Linked DNA regions of Homo sapiens: region 2 is linked to region 1. Evidence: chromatin loops called from intact Hi-C (ENCODE). Cell type or tissue: ascending aorta. All regions are shown on one strand. Links, peaks and the distances in the headings refer to the core of each region. The heading gives the core; the rest is flanking DNA. Region 1 has its middle 200 kb from the start of PLXNA4-AS2. Region 2 overlaps LOC101928782 (a long non-coding RNA gene).

Region 1 (5,372 bases), core at 55-5,054:
ATTCAGTGGCGAGCTCTGAATCAGCACAGAAAAATGGATGATTCTTGAGGAGGGAGAGAGGACGAGGGGGAGGCAGCCTGAGGTAGTGCTAAAATCGTGGGTCAGCCTCTGCATGGTCTGGGCTCCATGTCTAGCTCTGCCACTCACTAGGTATGTGGGACTTCACTGGCCTCAGTTCACTCATCTATAAAGAACATGAGGCCAGGCACAGTGGTTCACACCTGTAATCCTAGCACTTTGGGAAGCCAAGGCTGGCAGATCCCTTGAGGCCTGGAGTTCAAGACCAGCCTGGCCAACATAGTGAAACCCTGTATCTACTAAAAAGACCAAAAAAAATTAGCCAGGTGTAGTGGTGCAGCTATAGTCAGTCCCAGCTATTTGGGAGGATGAGGCAGGAGAATTGCTTGAACCTGGGAGGTGGAGGTTGCAGTGAGCTGAGATCACGCCACTGCACTCCAGCTTGAGTGACAGAGCAAGACTTTGTCTCAAAAACTAAAATAAAATAAAGGAGATGATACTGCTACTTAGCTCATATGACTGGTGTGAGCACAATATGAATTCCTATCCCAAAATAACAGCTAGGAGGTGAATGCCGTTCATAGTGAGTACTTGGTGAGTGGTCTGGTCCAGGACAGCCCTTGCATTCTGTCCTTGAAACTGACACCCACTGCCCTTGAAGGGGAAAAAGGAGAGCCATAGTATTCAAGGACAGCAGTAAGACCTCCATCAAGTGGCTGAAATGCTGTGTGTACAGGACCGTGCAGGGAGTGGCAACAGTTCAAACAAACCGAATTTTAAAGAAGAAACCAGAACAGGGAGTGATCGCAGGAAGACCAGAGCCAAATTTTCCCTGGGAATTGGGGGTGTCTGCATGCCATTTATTTGATGACTGTCCCTTGCCGAGGGGTCGCCTGGCTGCTCCACCGTGGGCGGCCGAGGAGGCTCCTGCTGGGCTCCACTCTGGCTGCTCTGAGGGCCCAATGCAGCCATCTCCCTGGGCTCTTTGCCAGTAACGGTTTTTCTCCTAAGAACTTTTAAGCACCTCCAAGACAGACTTTGTAACTCATATAATGGATGGGAGAGCTGAGACAGGCAGCTTCAACTTGCTCAAAGTCACAGCGTGAGTCTGCATTGGGCCTGAGGCCAGAACTTCCACTCCGCATGCTGTCCCGAGGTTCCCCCGCCAGGACCCTGCTCCCGTCTGCCTGTCTGCTTCACCGCCACCCCCAACATGCATTTCTCCAGTCTAATAAGGCTGCCCCTGCTCTTTGGCTCTGCTTACTTTAATATACACATAGATTACAGCTACATTAAAGGAGCCTGCAAATACCAAAGCAGAACTAAAGCAATTATTATAATGCAGCCTTAACAGCAGCTGTAATGAGACAGAATTAAAAATGTGCCAGCATAATCACAATTCACTGTTCCCAACGACCTTCCAGAACCGCTTTCATTTGGAAAGTAACATCCAGTCCTGAACTGTCAGATGGAAGGGAAAAATTCAATTGTGCCTCCCCGTGTGGCCAGGTCCCTGGCTACCAGTACTAGCTCTTCCATACAAAGGCATCTGTCCCCCTGGCCTGTGCTATGTGGTATTAGCCATTTGCTCAGTGGGGCACAGGGGGAAGGCTGGGTGCTCCTTTGATGGTACCAAGGCTGGCTTATTTCTCTCCTTCTTTGTCACTGGATCTGCCTGTTACACACTGGAGCGAATTCCAGTCTGATCCCCATGGTGCCTGGCTCATGGCATGCACTATGTGTTACAGACAATACCAGTTCACACTTAATATTATTTCCGCTGATCCCCACAATAACCCTGAAAGGCTGGCTCTATCATTTTCCCTATTTTATGACCAAATAAACAAAGACTTATGGAAGGTAAATAACCACTCAAAACCACACCTAGTGGGCAGAAAAGCCAGGACTCCAATCCCTGTCTTCAGACTCCAGACCACAAATTCTTATCCTGATTTTATGGAGCTGATATTCTAATAGAAGGAAAAGAGAAATCAATTTGAATTGGTCTTACATGACTTCATTTTGATGCAAGGGGCAAGGCAGGGGAGGGGAAAGTGGAGGGTGAAATGAGGGAAGGAGACAGAAAGCACAGCCTGCCTGGAGAGGCCATTCCTGCCAGTGAGTCATGGGCATCCACATAGCAGAAGCGTTTAATCATCTTTCTTTCTCTGGTTCAGAGGAGAGAACAGAAATAAGAAGGCAAAGTGCCCGGAAATGAAGGAGCCAGTGGGGGAGGATGTAGAGAAGGGAGGGGCTCCCCTCCCCGAGGATGCTCAGGAGGAAACACTCATACTCAGCGATTTTGCCCAGCCTGCCCCAAGACCAAACCAAGCCTCTGGTTCCTCCACCAAAGGCAAACCTGGCCATGCCCTTCAGAGCATGCTCAGTTCCCTCAAGAGGCAGAGATGGGGAAGTTCCCAGCACTTTATTAGCGCTTGCTTTGCCAGAATTGCCTTAACATCTCTCCATGTGAGATAGTTTCCATCTCACCCAGCTGGACCAGGAGCAGGCACAGGGAAGACAAGTGAGGAAGAGGAGACAGCTCCTCTATCTTCCTCCCAGCCAAGCTAGGCCGTGACTCTGGGCAGCCAGCCTTTCTTCTTCCCCAAGCTGCAGGCAGGTGGAACCCTACAGCACTGGTGCTGAGGGCGATGACCTGAGAATTCTGGCTCTAGAAGCCCCACAGCCTCGAATGCCTTCTGATGTGTTGCTCTAATGTTGGGAGGTCAGAATGTCTTTAACCAGCCAGCCTGGGCCTCCAGAGAGGGTCTTGAGCCCCAACCTTCAACAACTACCAAAATCCTGTTTACCACCCACCTAATGAACTTCATGAACCATGGCTTCCCCTCCTGGAGTGAGCAATGGTAACAAAGCATCTTAGAGTTTGACAACAATCACAGGTAGGTTTATGCCATTTCCAGGAATCTGGCTCTACAAGGTCATTATGAAACTCAATTATTTGTCACACTAGGATGGCTGGTCCCCAATGTGTCCTGCCTCCCAGGTAGGCGGGGCCTCAGAATCCAACTGCAAATGATGGCATCACTGTTTGTCTTTGCTGGGAATAAGAGTCATTAAGAGAAGCCACCTGTACTTCTTTCTTAGGGGCTGCCATCCCCTCTGTCTGTGAAAGTCCCACCTCCACCGCCGTTCCCATTTTATAGAGACAGACATGTGTCTGATTCTGAGACTCAAGTAGAGTAGGATGATGTGCGATAGTTACTGCTATTGTAAAACAAGTGGGTAGGGGAAGTCTGGGAGAGCCTGGGAGGGCAGAGTGTCCCCAGGAGGAGAAGCCTCTGCTCCTCCTGAGTGACAGGACAGACATGACCACAGCCATGGCAGGTCTCACTCCCAACTTGATGAGCTTTCTTAGAAGGCTAAGATGAGCTTTCTTAGAAGCCTGAGATCTTGGGAATACAAACATGAAGGGATGAGGAGCAAGTGAGAAAAGAAATGGGGGAAGTGGCTGAGGATTTTCTTGTCTACTTTCCAACTTGGACAAGGAAGCTTGACCTCTGGAGGCAAATGGGGGTCTTCACTATGGCAGCGAGTGGGGCGTCTATGGGAGCACTTGACTTTGAGTCTGCAGCACCAACTGTGGCAGTCTCAGCTATGATGTCAACAGTCCACAAAGACAGGATTCTGATGACTCGCTTTTCTTCATAGAAATCATATTCAAAACCCAAGTTTTAAAGACACGGAAGAGACCTTAGAGCATTGACTCCAAAAACAAACAAAAAGTGTCCTACACAGAAAGAATCTGATACCTGTTCTAAAAATTCACACACAAGGGAACAAATGACAAGCAGAGCATTGGAAAGATCTTTCCTAGGCTGGGAGCTGGGCCACTCTGCGCCTCCCACCCGCCCACCTCTGTGGGCATGCATTGGTTTTCAGGACACGTAGGTGTAGGCAGTGCCTGCCAGCCCCCTCTCCTCCCACCCCAGGCGCTAATGAGATGCAGGGAGGGGTCTGCAGCCCGGATGGAGTGGCTTGCAATTTTTGTTGCTGTTGTTTTTGAAAATGTCTTTCTCTAGTCCTCTGCCAACAGCTTGTTAGCACATGGCTTTGGGCTCCCAAGATGGTATGATGCCCCGCCTCAGCCCCTGAGGGGGTATTCTCAGGACATGTGTCCACAGTGTCCCCAGACAGATGCTCTGGGGCCTCTCTAGCAGTCCCTATCACGTGGGCACCAAACTCCCCAGGCCCCATGTCCAGGGAGCCAGGTTTTAAAGCACAGCCCCCACCCTAAGTTCCTTTTTCCATCTGTCTTGCAAAGGTGTGAATGGATTTTACAGAGGACAAGGAAGGAGAGAAAAAGGAGAGAAATTAACTGTACCCCCTAGTATCACATCACTGTTACCACTCTCCCTGCCCAATCCCCACCCCTAACACACAAATTCTTACTCTCATACGGGCAGCCAACCACTAAGGTCAAAAGAACAAGCCAGGCAAAAGCACGCCCCCTGTGATTTGTGATGTCTAGAAAGAATCAAGAGATTGGGCTTCTGGTCCCAATTCTGTACCGAGCTAGCTGACATTAGGCCAGGTACTTCATTTCTCTGAACTTGAGAGTCCTTCTTCCCAGGGTTAGTCATCCATAGTTTTCCAGAAGAACACAATGGCTGTTGCAGGCCACCTGTAACTAAACACTCAGGCCCATCCTAGGCTATTCATTCACAGGAGGCTGGCTAGAGATGGGATTTATTATATTAATAGATGTGGGGAGCAGAGGCAGACACATAGGCTTTACAGGGATGAGATTGCTGCCCTTGGCCCACCAGCACCAAGATCAAGAGCTGCCCAACCACCGAGGTCTACCCAGCATTTGTTTCTGCTCTTTGTTTATAAAGTCCCAAAATTCATATTTCAGTGTCTCAAACAAGCTGCAATTTACTTGTCGCTTGCTTCATGGCCCACCCTCATGTCAAATCTACCTAAAGCAGCATGTTCTTTATCCAGAATCGATTTCTGGATGGCTTCAGGTCAGATCCACGTCCTCCTCCTCTGAATCCACAGCACTTGTTGTTTGAACTTCTCACTTAACATTCATCTCATGCTGCCTTATGTTGGTATTTAATTTTTTATGTTTCCTCTCAGCTAGATTGTTCTGTTTGTCACAAAGCAATGATGTGCTTTTTTCAGAATTAATGGGGAGGTTGATGGGTTTTTTTGCCTTAAGTATATTTTTTCTAATATTTGTTTTGATGCATCAGTTTTGTTTTGGTGGTACTTGCAGAGTATGCCATTCTTCATTCCTTCTACTTTCAAACTTTCTGTGTCTGTCTTGCAAAGGTGTGAATGGATTTGACAGAGGATAAGGAAGGAGGGGAAAATGAGAGGAATTAGCT
Region 2 (5,372 bases), core at 122-5,121, 110 kb after region 1:
CAGGGACACTTTGTCCACAAGCACCTGACAGTCATCTTTGAAATCACAGCAGGAACAATGTGCCTGAGAGAGCTGGGGGTCACCAGTCTGCCACCTTACTCGGAGGTAATGAAGGCCACAGCCTGGGAGCCACAAGTGCTGAGTCACAGAGTCTGTGGAGAGATTCTGCAGATACAAAGAAAGTGGGAAAAATACCTGATATCAGCTAGGCTCAAATACCCCAACACCTGCTCCCCATCTGCAGCCCCTCTCAAATCCTGGAGCACCGATGAGCTCAGTCCTCACACTAATCCTCACCCTCCTGAAAATAGTCACCCCAGGATTGATTTTTCCTGATTAAACTATTTCCTACATTTGATAAATAACACCTGCCCTATTCTATCGCTTCCCTCTGACTCTGTTTATTAAACAACGCTCGAGATTTTTCTTCTTGCATGATAGGTACTAAAGGCACAAAATTCAAACTCATTATGTCGAGGGGAGGGCTCCAGCCATCCGTGGTTTTGCACCAGGCAGTGAGTGACGTTTTATTTGCCAAGGACTGAGCGAGGCCAGGAACTGAGGCAGCACAGCTTTAATGGAAAGAGGTTTGATTCTGGAGTCAGACCTGGGAGTCATCCTGGTGCAACCTCAGCCCCTGCGTGACCTTTGACAACGACTTAACCTTCATAAGCCTCAGCATGAAAATCATCTGAAAACAGGGTTTTCCCATCTGTAAAATGAGAATTGTTGAGGCATCCATAGTATGGAAAAGCATCTTTGAACGTGTAAAGTGCACATGAACACAGGAGTTAACCCACTTTCCAACCTGTTTATAAATCCCTCCTGAGCCCTGTCACCCACACCGCCTCAGGCAGTCCCTGCTTTGGGGCTAGCGTGGGTTGCTGTTGCTGTGTCACACACCACCACAAATGCATCAGCTTTTTTTTTCTTTTGGAGGTGGAGTCTCGGCTCTGTCGCCCAGGCTGGAGTGAAGTGTCATGATCTTGGCTCACCGCAACCTCCACCTCCTGTGTTCAAGCGATTCTCCTGCCTTGGCCTCCCAAGTAGCTGCGATTGCAGGTGCCTGCCACCTGGTTGATTTTTGTGTTTTTAGTAGAGATGGGGTTTCTCTATGTTGGTCAGGTGGTCTCGAAGTCCTGACCTCAGGTGATTTGCCCTCCTCGACCTCCCAAAGTGCTGGGATTACAGGCATGAGCCACCTTGCCTGGCCACGCATCAGCGTTTTAAACAACGCTTTTTTATGCTCAAGGATTCTGCTGGTCAAGAATTCAAACAAGGTGTATTAGTCTGTTTTCACACTGCTATAAAAAATATCCGAGACTGGGTAATCTATGAAGGAAAGAAGTTTAATCAACTCACAGTCCTGTATGGCTGGGAAGGCCTCAGTAAACTTACAATCACGGCAGAAGGTGAAGGAAAAGCAAGTACTTTCTTCACAAGGCAGCAAGAAAAGGAGAGAGTGGAGGAACAGCCTAACACTTATAAAACCATCAGATCTCGTGAGAACTCACTCACTATCATGAGAACAGCATGGGAGAAACCACCCCCATGATCCAATCACCTCCCACCAGGTCCCTCGTTTAACATGTGGGGATTACAATTAGAGATGCGATTTGAGTGGGGACACAGAGCCAAACCATATCACAGGACAAGGCAAGAATTTCTTCTCTCTGCTCCACAATGTCTGAGGGCTCAGCTGGAAAGAGTCAAAGGCTGAGATGACTCAGTGACTACGTACTGGAATCATCTAAAAACCTGTTCACTGACACACCTGGCTGTTGGCTGGGGCATCACCTGGGCCTGTTGGCCACAACACCTCCACATGGCCTCCCCATGTGACTGCTTGGGCTTCCTCACAACATGGTGGCTGGATTCCAAGAACAAGTGTCCCAACAGAGCCAAGTGGAAAATGTATTGCCATTTATTTATTTATTTATTTATTTATTTATTTATTGAGACAGAGTTTTGCTCTTGTTGCCCAGGCCGGAGTGCAATGGCGTGATCTCAGCTCACAGCAACTTCCGCCTCCCAGGTTCAAGTGATTCTCCTGTCTCAGTCTCCTGAGTGGCTGGGATTACAGGCATGTGCCACCATGCCCAGCTAATTCTGTATTTTTAGTAGAGACGGGGTTTCTCCAGGTTGGTCAGGCTGGTCTTGAACTCCCAACCTCAGGTGATCCACCCGCCTCAGCCTCCCGAAGCGTTGGGATTACAGGTGTGAGCCATCATGCTCGGCCTAATGTATTGCCTTTTATGACCTAGCCTCTGAAGTCCCATAGCATCACTTCAACTATAACTGCACATCCACTCAGATTCATGGGGAAGAAATACAGGTCCTACCTCTAGATGGAAAGTCCCACTGTAAGAATAACATGTGGGATGGAAGATATTGTTGCAGTCATTTTTGGAAAATTCAATCTGCCATCAGGTCTGAGTCATTAGATGAATGAACAAGCTGGCAAGTTAGAATTTTGAACCAGGAATGGAACTTGGCAGATGTTATCCCCCTCTATTCCTGGTCATCTCTGGCTCCAGATTCCCACTGAGATCAGCACAAGTTGTACCCATATCAGGAAATCTAACCAAGGCAATGTTCAAACCACGAAGTCTTCTAAGGAAAGAGAGACAGACTGCCCTTTCCTCCCACTCCTGATCTCCCTGCCTCCTTGGAGACCTAAGCTTGTCTGGGTATTTATGTCTCCCTATTTTCCAGAATGATTCCCGCCTCCTATTCTATGGGGACTGTTCCCCAGGGTCTGCAGCTTTGAGGTGTTTGTAGCACACCCTGCTACTTGGGAACTTACTGCAAATGCAGAATCTCCACCCCACCCTAGACCTGCAGAACTTGCATTTGAACAAGATCCCAAAGTACTTCTTATGCTTATTAAAGTTGCTGCAGCTCCAGAATAGGGGAAAGAACTTGATTTGAAAGCTGTCACTGGGCTTCAATTCTAATTCTAGCTTTGCCCACTTAATAGCTGGACAAAACCACGCAAGTTATTTAACCTCTCTGGGCCTCGGTTTCCATAATATGTAAATTAGGTATGATGATAGCTGTCTCAGTGTATGTGTATGTGTGTTTGAGAGAGAGACAGACAGAAATAGAGAGAGACAGAGAGAGAGAGAGTGATTGTTCCTCCCAAGGCAGAGAACCAATACATTTCAACTCTAAAGGCCAAGCACCACTGTCAGCCCCACCTTGAAGGGTGGAGACCTCTCCCACAGCCTCTTCCTGCTGTGGGGTCCATCAGGAGGCTGCGGCGGTCGGTGAAAATGGTGAGCAGCTAGCGCTGCAGTGAGACAGCAAGGCAAACCTTTCCTCTGGAGCGGCTGAAGCGGGAGGCTCAGGGAGTCCTCCTCCCAGGAGACAGCTGTCTCTCTGAAAGGCAAGGGGGTCTTAGGAAGCCTGCTCTCCTTTGGAGATGTTATTTATTTTTTCTAATAGAGACTGTTTATCACCCACTTACAGGAGTTTTGACTGGGGCTTTTTGTCACCCCTTAGACTCTGGAAATTAGGTCAATCCCCTCCAGAATTTACTTGAGCTGGGAAACTTTACTTGCAGTGGCAGCAAAGGGGCCCCGCCAGCGGGCTTAGGGAGGATTCACAGAACGACGGTCCTTGTGCCCAGGGCAGTCACAGTGGTCACCTCAGCTCTCCCCGCCATGACAACAGCCACTGATGCCAAGGCCCGCCAGGCTCCAGGTGTCTCTGTGGGGATGGGGGAGGGCTTTAAGTAAAAATCATACACCAGTATCATCCTGGAAAGCAGGAGGAGGACCGGGAGAAATGTTAACAGGATCGTTCAATATTCAGTCCCTCTAAGCCTTTATTCAAAATGTTCTCAAGAATGATCTCATCCTTCCCTGATGATGCAAGCTGTGAAGTAAGCTTGGGTCCTACTATATCAATACCAATAGCTGGAAGTCCTTCCTTATGTCTAACTTAAAGCCTTACTGCTCTAAGTATCTGCAACTAGCTTCTCCCAGCACCTTGAACATAATAAGTTTTCTGTAAATACATGGTGCATTGTTGCTCTGGAAGATTGTCCCCCGAGGAAGGCAGAGAAAAATCTCTTCACAGCTTTTCTGCTTTCCTGGCAGGTCTGGTTTCCTTAAGGCTAGACAGCCCAGGTGTGCTAAGGGTCTTACTAGGCCCACTGGCCTCCTCCCCACAAGAGTCCAGACAGACAATCAATGCTGAAATTTTCCTTCACAATTGGGCAAAAGCTGTGGGGACATTTGATTTTCTTTTCCCAAAGGAAACTGACATTGAGGTGCCTCGTTGAAGTAGAAATAAAAACTAGGGAAATACTGCATCACAGAGATCAGGGATTCTCTAGCAGGAAATTTGTTTCAGAAAAAGATCCGGCTGCTGATCCTCAGGGTGACCAAGCCTCGGTTTGTCTTCTGTACTGTGGCCTTTCTGCGAACGTATGTCTGTTTGTTTAGTTGCCCTGTAAAGTTCAGGCAAATCTAGGTAATTGTATAGATACTGTTCTCCAGTTATTTATTAACACATTTCAAAACATGTCTGCAGAATGTGCTGGTGCTATAGCAGGCATCTCCTCAGAGCCTAGCATCTGCAGGCAGGATTGAGTGTCCTGGGATGGGTCATCTCAGGGTCCTTGGAGCAGGGACACAGAGGTCCTCACCCAGCGTCTTCTGAATCACTGTGAGGCTGTGGGCCAAGTCTCTTTCCTAGCACAGCCACACCCTGCTGGAAATGAGAGGCAGCAGAGGAAGCTGATTAAGTGAAGTTAGGGAGCTTGGGAGCTTAGGAGCAAGGAGGAGGGGCCGACAGCAGATCAAACCTTGAAGGCAGATGCCCCAGGGAGGGAGCGGGGAAAGAGCAGGCCTCCTCCACACCACCTGGCTAATCCAGAGTCACCCAATCTGGGTAATATAGATGAGTTCTGATGATGAGATCCCCACATAACCAGATGGAGAAGCCCAGCCCCACAGCCTGGGGTTGCAACTTGCATGGCTACAAAGGCAAAAGGTTTCCCTGAAGATTTTCTCTCAGCCCGTACAGATCTGGGTCTGGCTTCAGAGTTGAAGGCAAAGATTGAGGGGTCTCTAATAGTGGGGTCCTGAGGTCCCCTGTCTCTGTGGGAAAAACATGGAGGACTTGCTAAACTTTGATCCCAGACTGTGGACTGATTATGGGCTACAATGGGAAAGGACCGAATTAACCAGCCGAAGGGGTCAGTATCTGACCTGTGGCTGACAAGGTCCCCAGATGCCTCACCAGGAACAGCCAGCCTTCACCTTCCTGGAAATTCTCCCATGCTTTCTAATCACAACTTAGCTGCTCAGTGTCTCAGTTCCTCCCGGGAGTATTATCTGTCATTTCAGCATGCCAGCACCCTG

Evidence for each region. A loop is a pair of places that touch in the nucleus more often than their neighbours do. Peaks named below come from ENCODE experiments on the same cell type or tissue, not always from the same donor. Only the 100,000 strongest peaks of a DNase experiment are listed, where the experiment ranks them.
Region 2: a loop joins it to region 1, with 8 times the contacts of the local background. A loop is called at or near these places in 8 of 110 quality-filtered maps.

The regions. Positions count from the first base shown.
Region 1 is chr7:132,062,657-132,068,028 of GRCh38, reverse strand. No RefSeq gene overlaps it. Among named protein-coding and RNA genes, the nearest start is that of PLXNA4-AS2, 200 kb to the left of the region's middle. RefSeq lists a silencer at 3,558-3,729. In ascending aorta, for the core only: no CTCF peak of the experiment used is centred there; DNase peaks (open chromatin) are centred at 1,138, 2,178 and 3,280; H3K4me3 peaks cover 417 bases; H3K27ac peaks cover 3,207 bases.
Region 2 is chr7:131,948,078-131,953,449 of GRCh38, reverse strand. LOC101928782 (a long non-coding RNA gene) reads right to left here. Exons shown (of 6, transcript NR_110836.1): 6 at 4,497-4,719. Among named protein-coding and RNA genes, the nearest start is that of PLXNA4-AS2, 310 kb to the left of the region's middle. In ascending aorta, for the core only: no CTCF peak of the experiment used is centred there; DNase peaks (open chromatin) are centred at 2,549 and 4,689; H3K27ac peaks cover 5,000 bases.